3 separate regions of the Homo sapiens genome follow, and all the other regions are linked to region 2. Evidence: read pairs that join two places in POLR2A ChIA-PET (ENCODE). Cell type or tissue: GM12878. All regions are shown on one strand. Each heading gives the region's core, and the rest is flanking DNA. Links, peaks and the distances in the headings are about the cores only.

Region 1 (4,592 bases), core at 1,249-3,748, 150 kb before region 2:
AAAAGCTTATTTCTCACCTCTGCTACATGTCCATCACCCGTTATCAGGAGGCTCTGCTCACCCTGATGTCTTGGGACTCCAGAGTGAGTGATCAGCCATCTCTGATCACTCACTCATTTGATCTACAAATGGCTAGCCATCATGCCAGAGGGAAGGAGCTCAGGCTGTAATGTCCAGCCGCTGTGATGATGGAAATGTTCTGCTGGAAGCTGAAACAGAGGGGTCCCATTTTCATTTGTCACATTAGCAAAGACGTACTTAACTAATATTGGTGCCAGTCCAGAATGTGGTGCAATGAGTTCTTCCTGCACTTGGCCTCATCTTTCTGTATTACCAGTTCCATATCTGCACTGTCCAGGACAGTGGCCACTAGCCACATGTGGCCATTGAACACTTGAAATGTGGTTAGTGAGAATGGGAAACTAAACTTTTATATTAAATAAATGTAAATAGTTACATGTGGCTACTGGCTGCTAGATTGGACAGAGCAGCATCTGGAAGCTCTTGCATCAGCAATTAAAGGCTTGAGGACAGATACACAGTCACTTTTCACAGTCATTGCCAGAACTTGACACACAGCTTCACAAAGTCACAAGGGTCAAAAATCACTATCTTCCTCTGTTCAAAAGGGAAAGAGCTGGAAACATTGGCCAAGAACATTAATGACTCCTACAATAGGGAAGGACTTTGTAAGCTTAAAAGCAGTGTAAGTGCAGTGGCTCACGCCTGTAATCCTAGCACTTCAGGAGGCCGAGGCGGGTGGATTGCCTGAGCTCAGGAGTTCAAGACCAGCCTGGGCAACATGGGCCTCTCTACCAAAATACAATACGTTCTCGGGCGTGGCGGCATGTGCCTGTAATCCCAGCTGCTCAGGAGGCTGAGATAGGAGAATTGCTTGAACCCGGGAGGCGGAGGTTGCAGCGAGCTGAGATTGTGCCATTGCATTCCAGCCTGGGTGACAGAGCAGGACTCCGTCTCAAAAAAAAAAAAAAAAAGCAGTGTAAGCTTAAAAGCAGAAATCCTAAGGGTCCCGCATTGACTGCCTAACATTAAAATGTCCCCATGTCCAAAAAAATCACACACAAAATTAAAAGGCCAACCAATAGGGAATTATAAAGAGTTCATAAAAACTCATCTAAAGAAAAAACCTAAGCAGAAAGAAAAATGGGCAAAGAACATGAATGGCCAATCCACAGAAATATTGTACCAACTCCTGTTTATGATGGAAAAGGTCATCACACTCATTAGTAAACAAAAAGAAATACAAACTGAAACAATGGGATACCTGATACATATTTTCACTTGTCACATTAGCAAAGACACTTAACTAATACTTGGTGCAGGTCAAGAATGTGGTGCGATGAGTTCTTCCTGCAGATGGCCTCATCTCTCTGTATTACCAGCCTTAAAAATGTCCATACTGGCTGGGCGTGGTGGCTTATGCCTGTAATCCTAGCACTTCAGGAGGCTGAGGCAGGTGGATCAGCTGAGGTCGTGAGTTTGAGACCAGCCTGACCAACATGGAGAAACCCCCGTCTCTACTAAAAATACAAAATTAGCCGGGCGTGGTGGTGCATGCCTGTTAATCCCAGCTACTCAGGAGGCTGAGGCAGAAGAATCACTTGAACCCGGGAGGCGGAGGCTGTGGTGAGCTGAGATTGCGCCATTGCACTCCAGTCTGGGCAACAAGAGCGAAACTCCGTCTCAAAAAAAAAAAAAAAAAAAAAAGTCCATACCATTCGCCCTAGTAATTATCTAGGAATCTATTCTGGAGAAACAAATGGTAAAAGAGTGAAGACTTTCATCAAAGTATTATAATATCAGAAAACCTGAAGACAACCAAAATATTGGTTAAATTATCTACATTCATCCAGCACTTTCTGGAAGCTGACCACTTCCTTATGCAGCCTTTAAAAATGGCCTAATAATATTTAAATTTTGGGAGGGAACTTCCAATAAAATCAAGAGTTTTAAAACCACATAAGAGGGCTAATTCCCAATTATATAAATACAAATATATGTGTATAGTTTTTGCATAGGATAAAGAAAAGGAAATGTATTGAATGTTAACAATATGTATGGCTCACTTACTCCTTTTTGTGTCTATCTTCTAAGCATTTTACAATGATTATTGCTTTGAAAACAAAAAGGGTTTTAAGAGATGAGGATAATGCTTACTTTTAGTTGTACTAAAAAGGATGTTTATGATAGCAGAGTTTAGGTATTACATTAACTACCACCTCTTGGATGTTTTTACCTTTATCTTTTTCCTTTTATCAAAAGGTAGCTCTTTACTAATTCGGATTACAGGGAGCTGGGTTTGTTTTCCTTCCTTAGGGGAGTATCAGCATAACTAGTTTAGAGTGGTGCAGGTGAACTGCTGTCAACTCCGTAGGCCAACCCTAAACCTTCACTGTTATTTTATAACTTCTACTCAACAGCTTGCAACCTTTCAAGGTTAACAAGGTTGATGGGGAATGGTCCTTGCTCTCAAGAAGCTCGTAGGCGGCCAGGCACTGTGGCTTATGCCTGTAATCCCAGCATTTTGGGAAGCTGAGGCAGGTGGATCACCTGAGGTCAAGAGTTCAAGACCAGCCTGGCCAACATGGTGAAACCCCATCTCTACTGCAAATACAAAAAATTAGTAGCCGGGCGTGGTGGCTCACGCCTGTAATCCCAACACTTTGGTAGGCCGAGGCGAGTGGATCACCTGAGGTCGGGAGTTCGGGACCAGCCTGACCAACACGGAGAAACCCTGTCTCTACTAAAAGTACAAAATTAGCCAGGGATGGTGGCATGTGCCTGTAATCCCAGCTATTTGGGAGGCTAAGGCACAAGAATCGCTTTGAACCTGGGAGACAGAGGTTGCAGTGAGCTGAGATCGCACCATTGCACTCCCGCCTGGGCAACAAGAGCGAAACTCCATCTAAAAAAAAAAAAAAAAAAAAAAAAAAAAAGCCAGGCATGGTGACAGGCACCTTGTAATCCCAGCTACTCGGGAGGCTGAGGCAGGAGAATCGCTTGAACACTGCAGAGGTTGCAGTGAGCTGAGGTCACGCCATTGCACTGCAGCCTAGGCAACGAGAGTGAGACTCCATCTCAAAAAAAAAAGAAATACATGGTGAAGGATGTGCACATTTAACTATAATTCAGTCATTTTCCTCACCTCTTTTGGCTTCCAGGCACCTGTTCCCGCTCCTCCTATGGCTCTGACAGCACTTCCTTCACCTGCCTCTTAACTCTCGGCTCTTGACCCTGTGTCTGTTTTCCTAATCTTGGAATGATCCCATCATCCCTGAGAAGACATCTGGGCGCCCTGGCCAGGGGAGACAGCTGATGGGCAGAGCATCCCTGTGTGTGCATCACGAACACACTGTAGAGTCTGCAAAGTTCTGTGAGGGCAGAGCAGTAAGGGCAGCTGACTCAGGGAAGGCTTCTTGGAGGGGGTGGCATTTGAAGGATGGCAGTGGGGGTGGTGGAGGGAGGACAATCCAGGCAGAGGGAACAGCATATGCAAGGCAAGCCAGGCATTTCACTGATCAATTCCATGTTGAGTCACTGTCTTGGAGTCTATGCCACACAATGCCTGGGATATAGTAAGTGCTCAATAAATGTAAACTGAGTATAGTAGATGATGTTACTGCCCAGCCATGTTTTACAGAATGGAGAGCATCAGGCTGTAAAGGGCCTTCCTGCTTGCCGCTCACCCTGAGGATTGAGTTTTTCTTTTAGGCAGAAGTGGGCAGTAGAGAAGGCTCAAAGCCAGGGAATGTGAGTGGATTTGACTCACCAAGGACACTGCTTCCTAAGCCAGGAGGGAAATATTGGTGCCCTGCCTGGAAGTTAGTTTCAGGGGCCATTTCTGCAGCTGACAGAAGGATCTGGAGCCCAGTTGGGTAGAATAAGTTAGGTTTTGGCATTTCTTCTTAGAATCCCGGAAGGAATTTTAGCAATCAGCCGGTCCTGCTTCTAAGGGTCAGAGAAGATTCTGGATACCCCTCACATCAACAGCTCATGCAGCAGAGGAAAGATGAGGTCTCAAGGTGCCCCCCTGCACCCCAAGTGTGCCCTAGTCCAGCCAGGGTCCTCAGCACTCCACAGGCAGGGCTGGCTGTGTCTCCAAGCAGGGGCCTCTCTGCTTTTGCTCACAGAAACATATTCTGGGATCAGTGAAGAAGGAAAATAAGTTCACGGCACCTTCTTCCCCTTCAAAGTGATAATTATTCATGGGTTTAAAAAAACCCAGCAGGTTGTGAACAGGAAGTAACTGAATCCTGCCCCATTTCCAGACAACATGGACAATGAAGTCAAGGCTCACAGATGAAAATACAGAAATGTTCCCCCTTTTAGACTGGTTCTAAACTGCTCCATACTGACACACATAATCACCACCCAGGTGCCAGGTACTGTGCCAAGCGCTGGGCGAGGCATGACGCAATCTTTTTTAAATTAAAAGCCTGAAGGACCTCTACAAGGTAGAAAAACTGAAGCTTAGAGAAATTAACCTGACCAGAGTCATGGGGCTAAAAGAGCAACAGATGTTGGTGCCCAGCTCAGCTGTTTTGAATTCCAAAGCCTGGCTCTTCATAATC
Region 2 (4,592 bases), core at 1,174-3,673:
CCTGAAAGCAGCCGCAGAAACAGCTGCCACCTATTTGCATAGCTGAGCAGGAGGACATACTGTCTTTGTGGGTTTTGCTTCTGGTCTGTTTCCTGACTGGGTTGATAAAGGGAGTCCCAGCTCGTTCCCTGTTAGCCAAACCAGCATCCTACTCACACACCGGACACTCCAGGTGCTAGTCCACTGGTGCTGGTGTTCAGGGGAGTTGGGGGGGGGGGGCGCGGGGACAGAAGCGCGGGTTCTTGGTTCCAATGAGGGACTTAGCAGAAGCCTCCAGGGGCCAGCAGGGCCAGGTGAAACTGGGAGAAATGAAGCCCTCTGTGTCCTGTGTGTGTGGTGGGGTTTAATGCATTAGCAAATTTAAACTTAAAAACTAACTCTAGGCCGGGCACGGTGGCTCACACCTGTAATCCCAGCACTTTGGGAGGCCAAGGCAGGTGGATTGCCTGAGCTCAGGAGTTCGAGACCAGCCTGGACAACATGGTGAAACTCTTGTCTTTATTTTTTTAAAAAAACAAAAAGTAACTTTCGATGTGATCATACCAGGAAAGTTTTGCGTGGTCACCATGCCAAGAAAATGACTTTGGTTGCCCAGCAGATCCACAGCGACTCTTTCTCAAGGGCTACTGTGGATTCTAGATTGAGGAAAGGGGCCACTTAGGACTCAGTGCTGGTATCCTCCACAGTCCTTTCTCCCAGACTCTGGCCCTCCCTTTGGGACCCAGGAAATCCCCTCTAGGGTGACGCTGCTGGCTAGGAAGACTGAGGTCTGCTGCGCCAAGGGGCCTCAAGTTAGAAGGGCCATGCCGTCAGTGGATGACTTTGAGCGCTGATCCTAGGGACCTGCCAGGTCCTCACTTCCTGCCCTGGGTGCACACATGAATGGGGCAGCCAGCAGGAAGCGGGAGAGGCTGGAACCAGGAGCCTGCCCTACCTGCATGGCAGGACAACTCTGAGGCCCTTCTGCCATATTCTCTGCTACCCACCAGAGAAAATAGGCTGCCTTCTAGAAAGATTTGTTTCTAAAAGCGTAGACCCTGGGGAAGTATAATGTCACCATGCTCACCAGGCGAGGTTTCCCATATGACCTCCCTGCCCCGACCTCGTAGGTTGCTCCTTTCCCCATCTGTAAGGTAGAGATGTCTGCCCCGGAGCTACCAGCTGGGGATGGCATCCAGGCCATGTCTCCTGCAGGATCCAAGTGCTGTTGTCCCCAGGGTGACCCTGCCTCCTGCTGGGGCCCATCCGCTTTGCTGTGCTGCACAGGCTGTTTTCATCTGCATGGTTTGGGGTCTTTGTCCTTGTGCCTTTTCTTCCCCATCGCCACTGTACAGGATTTTCCACATTGCCCACTGCCTCCTTTTCTACATCGTCTCATCTCCCTGGCCTTTCCCGAGCCCTGTAAATGTGTACTTTTTCAACGTGCCTCCCCCAGGTGAGGCCAGCTCTCCCGGGCACATTCGTCCACAAGGATCAGGCCCCACTTACCCTTGGCTCGCTCAGCCTGTAGACTTGGTAACTTTGTACAGAATCTTTCATTATTGTCTTAAGCATGGGGGGCTAGGACCCACTTAGTCCCTCCTCCAGCCTGCAGCTAATTTAGGAGCCTTGCATTCCAGAAAAGGGCAACTTTGTGTAAAGCAGCTTCTCCCACAGAGCTTTCCCTGCATTGTTAGTGATGTCGGGCAAAGCATCACTCTTTAACCTGGGGCATTGGCCCCAGCAGGGATATCATGGGACCGCAGCCGCTCCGTGCACTGTCTCTGCCCCCAGAGGAAGCCCTGTCCATGGTTCCTGGTGCACGGCCACAGGCCTGCCTTGAGGCCACCACATCTGGTGTCTAGAACAGCTGCGGGCCCCACTTGGGCAGAAGGAAGAGGTGCTAGCTGCTGCCCCTGCCTGCTGTGAACACCTGCCCAGCCCTTCCTTGTCTGCTGAGGTGCTCAGACCAGAGTGCCATTAAATACCAACTGATGTCACGGAGCGGACGGTGCATTGCCAAGGACTCACAGCTGTGGGCTCCCTTCCAGCTCCTCCCACTTTCTTGGCTGGGTCTTCTGAGGCCTACGTGGAATGAACTACACATGTGGCCTCATGCCCAAGGGTTTGTTAGATGGCCTCTGACTCTGTGGGATTCAACTTGACTTTTTTGCCCCAGGAGGCTCTGTCTGGAAACAGGCTTAGCTTTAGTGCTGGGGTGGGACCTGCCCTGTGGGCCCCAGGGAGGGGACAGTGGGGGTGAGGCCCTGAGGCTGTCCAGGGTCTGAGCTCTTTGCCTCCAACCTGCTTCTGCCCCAAAAGGAACAGGCTGTTGGTGGCAGGCTCCTCCCGGGGAGCTGTACTGTACAGACCAAGGTGTAAATAAACAGTTTGCTCTTCTCGCCTGACTGAACCATGAGTTTCTGTGGTTGGGGGAGGGTGGGCAGAAGAGGCCTGGTTCCAGGGCTCACAGGGACAGATGGTCTCCCTTAAAAAGAGCAACCCCCCTGCCCCCCACCAAGTTTGTGGTTCCCAGGGTGGCTGGTGCTGTCCCCCAGGGGCAGGGTGGAGTGGGGCGGTGTCACTCTTCAGTCCCTAGGGGAGAAGACGTGGATCCCAGAAGCCTCTTTAATGCCACCATTCCAGCCACAGGGCTATGATGTTTGGAAACTTTGTCCTTTGTGTGGCTATGTTCTTTCCCACTGAGGTCTTCCTAGGGGTCCAGTGGGGTCCCAGTGCCATGCTCCCTCCATGTCCGCCGCTGTGGCTCCCCAGGGTGACGGCCCAATGCCTCCATTCAGGACTGGCTTCAGACCTGCCAGTGCTTGTCTCTGCCACACCATCAAGTACCAAGGTGGTCCCCAGTTGAGTCAACCAGACCCCTGGATTTCTGCCTTCTGTCTGCTCCTTCCTCTATTACAGGATTCCAGGCATGGAAGTGGCTTCACAGGTGGCCCCGGCCCTCCACCTCCCAGTGCAGGCCCTGGTGCCATGAGTCCTCCAGGGAGGGCAGACAGTTCCTCACTCACTGGACTTAGCCTCCTGGCTCAGGAGACGTCACCTCCAAATCCTGGGAGTGCTGTGTCCTCTTGGATCTTTATTGCCTCTTTCCTCTTTTTTTTTTTTTTTTTTAAAGATGGAGTCTTGCTCTACTGCCCAGGCTGGAGTGCAGTCGCACAATCTCGGTTCACTGCAACCTCCCCCTCCTGGGTTCAAGCAATTCTCCTGTCTCAGCCTCCCAAGTAGCTGGGATTACAGGCACCCAACACCACACCTGGCTATTTTTTGTATTTTTAGTAGAGACGGGGTTTCACCATGTTGGCCAGGCTGGTCTTGAACTCTTGAGCTCAAGTGATCCACCCACCTTGGACTCCCAAAGTGCTGGGATTATAGGCGTGAGCCACCGCACCTGGCCAGTTCCCTCCTTCCTCCTAATATTCCTTCTTTCCTTCCCAACTTAGGCTGCCAGATTTGGCTAGTAAGAATACAGGATGCCCAGTAAAACTTGAGTTTCAGATAAGTAGTCCAACGAGCCTCATCTTTACTTGATTACAAATAGGGTCTTTACATTGCGAAGACCCTGTTTCCAAAGTAAGCTTGCATAGGTATCAGGGCTTAGGACTTCAACATATCTTTTGGGAGGACACAATTCAACTCATAACACCTATTGAAGGAGGTCCTTGGAATTGCCTCAGTTTACCATCCTGGAGAGAGGTGGGAGCGAGCACTGCTGTGTGTACAGGCTGTACCCTCTCCTCTGCACAGGTGTGTTCCCCATTCACCCATTTTGCAGAACATTTCCTTACAGTCCTATTAAAAATGATGTCATCCCTGTGCCCCCTTGAGGCCACAGCACCTGCTAAAGGTGTTTCATTGTTGGATTCCATTGACTCACCAGGCCCTCAGTTAGAGGGCCCTTTAGGGTCATCGGCTGGGCCCAGGCCAAAGCAGATGAATGGGTGGATAATATCTGAGCACAGAAATCACTCAACCCGCCAGCATCATCTACCGAGCACCACTGTGTGTGCCAGGCACTGGGAATTGGTACAGGCAAGGCCTCTGCCCCGTGAAGTCCCCACGCTCCTGGGGGAGGGGAGAGACATAATTCATTTCCAGGGTGATGAGCACTACCAAGAGGAAGATATGGGGGGCTTCAGGAGCTGGGGGCAAGTGGATTGAGCCCACTCAGGCATCAGGTATGGCTTCTCTCAAGGAAGGAGCCTTTCAACAGAGCTCTGTAGGATCTAAGGGAACTCAGACTGTAGGATCTAAGGGAACTGCCATGGGGAGGAGACTTGGAGAAACAGCCCTTTCAGGGTACTAGAGAGGGGGATAGTGGAGGGCTGCAGCCTAGCCAGGTGGTGTAGAGTCTAGGGGGCCAAGGGTGGATCTATCACATTCACTCACTAAGCAGATGCTTTACCAGCACCTAACAGATGCGGGGTGCAGGGGAGGTGCTGGGCTCGTGGCACAGGGAGCCTCTAGAATGTACAAGAGAGGTTCTTAAAACCATCCCACCCCAGCAATTCTGATTCCATTGGTGGGGAGTGGGGCTTGGACACTGGGATGTTTTTTAAAGCTCCCAGGTGATTCCAAGGTGTAGCCAATGGTGA
Region 3 (4,592 bases), core at 1,249-3,748, 140 kb after region 2:
CCTGGAGCCCCGGAGCACATGCTTGCCATAAGGCACACTGCTCATAAGAGCCAGGCCAGAGGTGACCTCTCCGGCAGCAAATCCATCAGGAGAAAATTGATAGGAAGGCCAGCCAGAAGATGGACAGAGCATTGTTAAGGAGGCAGGAGTGGTTGGACATTGACAAGGAAAAGGAAGTTGAAAAAATCCAGCTTGCTTTTTTCCTAAAACAGTTATTCCCTTAACCCCATGGTCCCTGAGACAGTGGACGAGCTGGGCTGACTGGCTTAGGGGTCACATATTCTGAGCCTATTAATGGCTTTTGGAGGCAAGCTGGGTGACAGGTACCCATTCCTGCCCAGTGTCTGGGTCAAAGGATGGACCCACGAGGCAAACGGATCCACCCCTTGGCTTGCCCACCATAGCTATCGGTGCAAAGACAGTGCTTTGGACTTGGAGGTAGGGTGGCCAATCGTCCCAAATTTCCTGGGAATTTGATGAGAAAACTGGGACACATTAGTCACCTTACATGTAGGAAGCTGTAAAAACCCAGCAGTGGGCTTGGTTGCTGCCTACCCTCCAGCCCCAGGCAACTTGGCAGGCCTCCTAACACCTTCAGCTGGCAGGGCCCATCACTGTTACAAAAGATTCTCCAAGTGAAGCAATGCCAGTGGTGACAGCTGGAGCTTAGGGGCTGCTGGAGAGGACAGCCCTCTCCATTGGGGCTGCTGAGTCACACTGGTTCAAGGTCTGGGTGATTCTAGAGCCTGATTTCTCTCAAGTCACTAGGGATGGGCAGAGGGGGGGCTCAGGCTGGAAGGAGAAAAGGGAGGAATTAAATCCCAAAGTTAAGATTCCACTGCAAAAGCTGAATGCCCATTCAGAAGCCTGCAATGAGAGCATGGCTTTTCAGCGTCAAAGGTACCCGTGCTGGGGGCCCTGGACCTGCTGCTAGGAGGAAGTGTGCTGTGGTGGGAAAGAGAATGCTGGGGCCGGACAGATCCTGGATTTCCTGCTTCCCAGCAGAATGACCTTGAGCAAGCCCCCTAGTGTCTCTGAGTTTTTCTCACTGGAAAAAAAGAGGCTAATGACACCTCTGTGCAGAGTTAAGGCAATAAACAACCAATGTGTGAACTTGCCTAATACCCAGTAGGTCGCTCCTGTCTTCAGGACCAGACCAAGGTCAATAGGAAAACAATTTAATAACCAGAGGCTGCCTGGTGAGCCTTGAATTAGAGTAAAGGGAGTTGGATAAACCCAGGGCTGTTTATCCAAGCCCTGGACCCAGGGCCCTTCCCTCCCTCTCTCTCCCTCTCTCTCTTTCTCTCTGCTGCTCCTTCTTCAGTTATTTCTTTTATTTTTAATTTTTTTGAGAAAAAGTCTTACTCTGTCACCCACACTGGAGTGCAATGGTACAATCAAGGCTCACTGTAGCCTCAGTCTCCTGGGCTCAAGCGATTCTCCCACCTCAGCCTCCCAAGTAGTGGGGACTACAGGTACACACCACCATGCCAGGCTGATTTATATATTTTTGGTAGAGATGGGGTTTTGCCATATTGCCCAAGCTGGTCTCAAACTCCTGAGCTCAAGTGATCCTTCTACCTCGGCCTCCTAAAGTGCTGGGATTACAGGCGTGAGCCACTGCACCCGGCTCTTCTTCAGTATTTCTTACGAGTCCCCTGGCCCTCCCATCCTTCCAGCAGTCCTTCGTGTTGCCTGTGTTGCGGATGGTTTGATCTAGCTCCATTATATGACACACAGACACTCTGCTAGGCTTTTTTAATTTTTTTAACATAAGTGATTTAATTTGACCGTCCAGCAACCCGTTGGGGGTAAGTATTGCTCTCCCCATTTTACAGATGTGGAAACTGAGGTTTGGAGAGGTTGAGGAAATATTACTTAGGGTCATACCAATTCAGGGTCACACCTCCAGGTTTCAAATTCAATGCTTTCTCCCTGTGAGGCAGACCCCACAACAGGGGTCATGTTAGTAGGGTGTCTCCTGCAGAGGATTTAGGGGGGCAGCCCACCCTAGCTGAACTGCCACGTTCACACAGCATCAGGAAGGCACCATCATCCTTTGGGCCACTTCCTGATTACAGGACTGGTAGAAGGTTCTTTTCTAAAGAATATGGGCTCCTTCTCAGTCCCCAATCAGCTGCTGACAGGGAATGTCCCAGTTCTCCCATCTGACTTACCACCCCTGATCCCTCACCTCAGACGGTGTGGGCCAACCTTCCACCGCTAGAAATGGAAGTGACAACCGCAACTTCCTTTTGTGAGACAAAAGGGAATTTATTACATTGGGTAGAAAAGGATATACTCAAGTAGGAGTACGACACGTAGAGAGTCAGGGAAAAGTCCCCAGTCTTGCGGCTTCAGCCTGACGTGTCTAGAGTCATTTCTGTTTTACTGACTAAACTCTTACTGTTACACAAGTTTGAACACACTCACATGCTATCTATCTACACACACACACACACACACACACACACACTCACACGGAATTAATAAACATGCATTAAATAAAACAATAGCATCTACACCAGGAGGGAGTTAGTGGAGTCAAACTGATTTAAGAATCTTTCATTGTTTTGGTGGAAGTTGAAGGTTTTGATCAACTTTTGGCTTTGGTAGATTGATAATGCATGTTGCTGGGTGCGGTGAGACACCTGTAGTCCCAGCTACTCAGGAGGAGGATGAGGTGGAAGGATCACCTGAGTCGAGGAGTTTGAGACCCTGTCTCTCAAAATAAAAAAGAATGCGTGCTGCACCTTCTGAGGTAATCACTAAAAGAATGGGAAAAGATGTTTTTACAAATTAAAATTAATTTTTTTTCTAGAGTCAGTTACTCCCAAGAAAAGGGCAAGAAAGGAGACAAAAAGCAATATGGGGCAGGCAGGACAAATAGAAAACAAAATAAGATGGTAAATGTAAACCCAAAGATACATAGTATATTGATTATATAATTATTCTATTAAAGGGTAAAGATTATCAACATGATTTTAAAATAAAAATTCAACTATGCGCTTTTTACAAAAGATACATTAAAAACACATAAAGTGTAAATGCAGAAGGATAGAAAAATATAAACCATGCAAATCCTAACCAAAAGAAAACCTCTGTATAGTATGTTAATTATTGTAAATATCCATGTTATTAATAGCTGACAAAGTAGATATTAAGTTAAAAGAAGTTACAAAGGCTGGGCGTGGTGGCTCATGCCTGTAATCCCAGCACTATGAGAGGCTGAGGCAGGCGGATCACAAGGTCAGGAGATGGAGACCATCCTGGCTAACACGGTGAAATCCCGTCTCTACTAAAAATACAAAAAAATTAGCCAGGTGTGGTGGTGGGAGCCTGTAGTCCCAGCTACTCGGGAGGCTAAGGCAGGAGAATGATGTGAACCCAGGAGGCAGAGCTTGCAGTGAGCCAAGATCACACCACTGCACTCCAGCCTGGGCAACAGAGTGAGACTCTGTCTTAAAAAAAAAAAAAAAAAAAAAGGTACAAAAGAAAAGAGGATCACTTCGTAATGGTAAAAGGGTCAATTCACCTAGAAAACATAACAATTATAAGTCATGTGCAAAAGAATTGGAAAGGAAAACTAAAACTGTCATTATTTGCAGGTGATATAAACTTCATATATAGAAAATCCAAAAGGATCTATAGGTGAATTATTAGAATTAATAAGAAAGCTTGACAATATTGGTAGATACAAATTTAATACAAATAAAATCATTCACATTTTTGTATATCAGCAACCAGAAGTAAAAAAAAATGTTTTTTAAAAAAATTATTTACAGGATCATCAAGGATAGTATATTACTAGGAATAAAACTAACAAAAGGTGTGCAATCTGTTTGTGGTATAATTATAAATATGTACTGAGAGACATTTTAAAAAGACTTCAAAAAAGCAGGAACATACCTTCCACCACATACAAAAGTTAACTCAAAATAGATCCCAAACCTAAATGTAAATACTGAAACTATACGAAGAAAACATAGTAGAATGCCTTTGTGACTAGGGTTAAGCAAAGATTTCTCTCTTTTTTTTTTTCTTTTTTTTTTTTGAGACAGTCTCACTCTATTGCCCAGGCTGGAGTACAGTGGCGCCATCTCGGCTCACTGCAACCTCTGCCTCCCAGGTTCAAGTGATTCTCCTGCCTCAGCCTCCTGTGGCCGGCTAATTTTTGTATTTTTTGTAGAGACGGGGTTTCGCCATGTTGCCCAGGCTGGTCTCAAACTCCTGACCTCAGGTGATCCCGCCCGCATCGGCCTCCCAAAGTGCTGGGATTACAGGCGTGAACCACCGCAACCGGCCACAAAGATTTCTTAAATATAACAAGAAAAGCACAATCTGTAAATGAACAATTTCATAAAATGAACCTCATCAAAATTAAAGCTCTTGCTCTTCAGAAGGCACACAAGAGAATAAAAGGACAATCCCACACTGGGGGAAGAAAATCTTTGCAAAGCAAATATCTAAAAAATGAGTTATATCCAGAATATAAATAATTCTCAGAACTCAATAATAAGAAAACCACCCAGTTACAAATAAGCAAAAGATTTGAAAAGACACTTCACCAAAGAAGATATATACACATAAGT

What was found. ChIA-PET counts read pairs that join two places held together with the same protein. Peaks named below come from ENCODE experiments on the same cell type or tissue, not always from the same donor. Only the 100,000 strongest peaks of a DNase experiment are listed, where the experiment ranks them.
Region 1: POLR2A ChIA-PET joins it to region 2 with 5 read pairs; 5 of 35 experiments call an interaction of 5 or more read pairs at or near these places.
Region 3: POLR2A ChIA-PET joins it to region 2 with 8 read pairs; 2 of 35 experiments call an interaction of 5 or more read pairs at or near these places.

What each region holds. Positions count from the first base shown.
Region 1 is chr17:31,382,295-31,386,886 of GRCh38, forward strand. No RefSeq gene overlaps it. Among named protein-coding and RNA genes, the nearest start is that of RAB11FIP4, 7.1 kb to the right of the region's middle. In GM12878, for the core only: no CTCF peak of the experiment used is centred there; no DNase peak of the experiment used is centred there.
Region 2 is chr17:31,535,831-31,540,422 of GRCh38, forward strand. RAB11FIP4 (RAB11 family interacting protein 4) reads left to right here. Exons shown (of 15, transcript NM_032932.6): 15 at 1-2,381. Among named protein-coding and RNA genes, the nearest start is that of MIR4724, 3.2 kb to the left of the region's middle. RefSeq lists an enhancer at 2,560-2,629. In GM12878, for the core only: a CTCF peak has its summit at 2,308; a DNase peak (open chromatin) is centred at 2,401.
Region 3 is chr17:31,677,985-31,682,576 of GRCh38, forward strand. No RefSeq gene overlaps it. Among named protein-coding and RNA genes, the nearest start is that of MIR365B, 100 kb to the left of the region's middle. RefSeq lists enhancers at 68-569, 2,312-2,421. In GM12878, for the core only: no CTCF peak of the experiment used is centred there; a DNase peak (open chromatin) is centred at 2,327; H3K4me3 peaks cover 690 bases.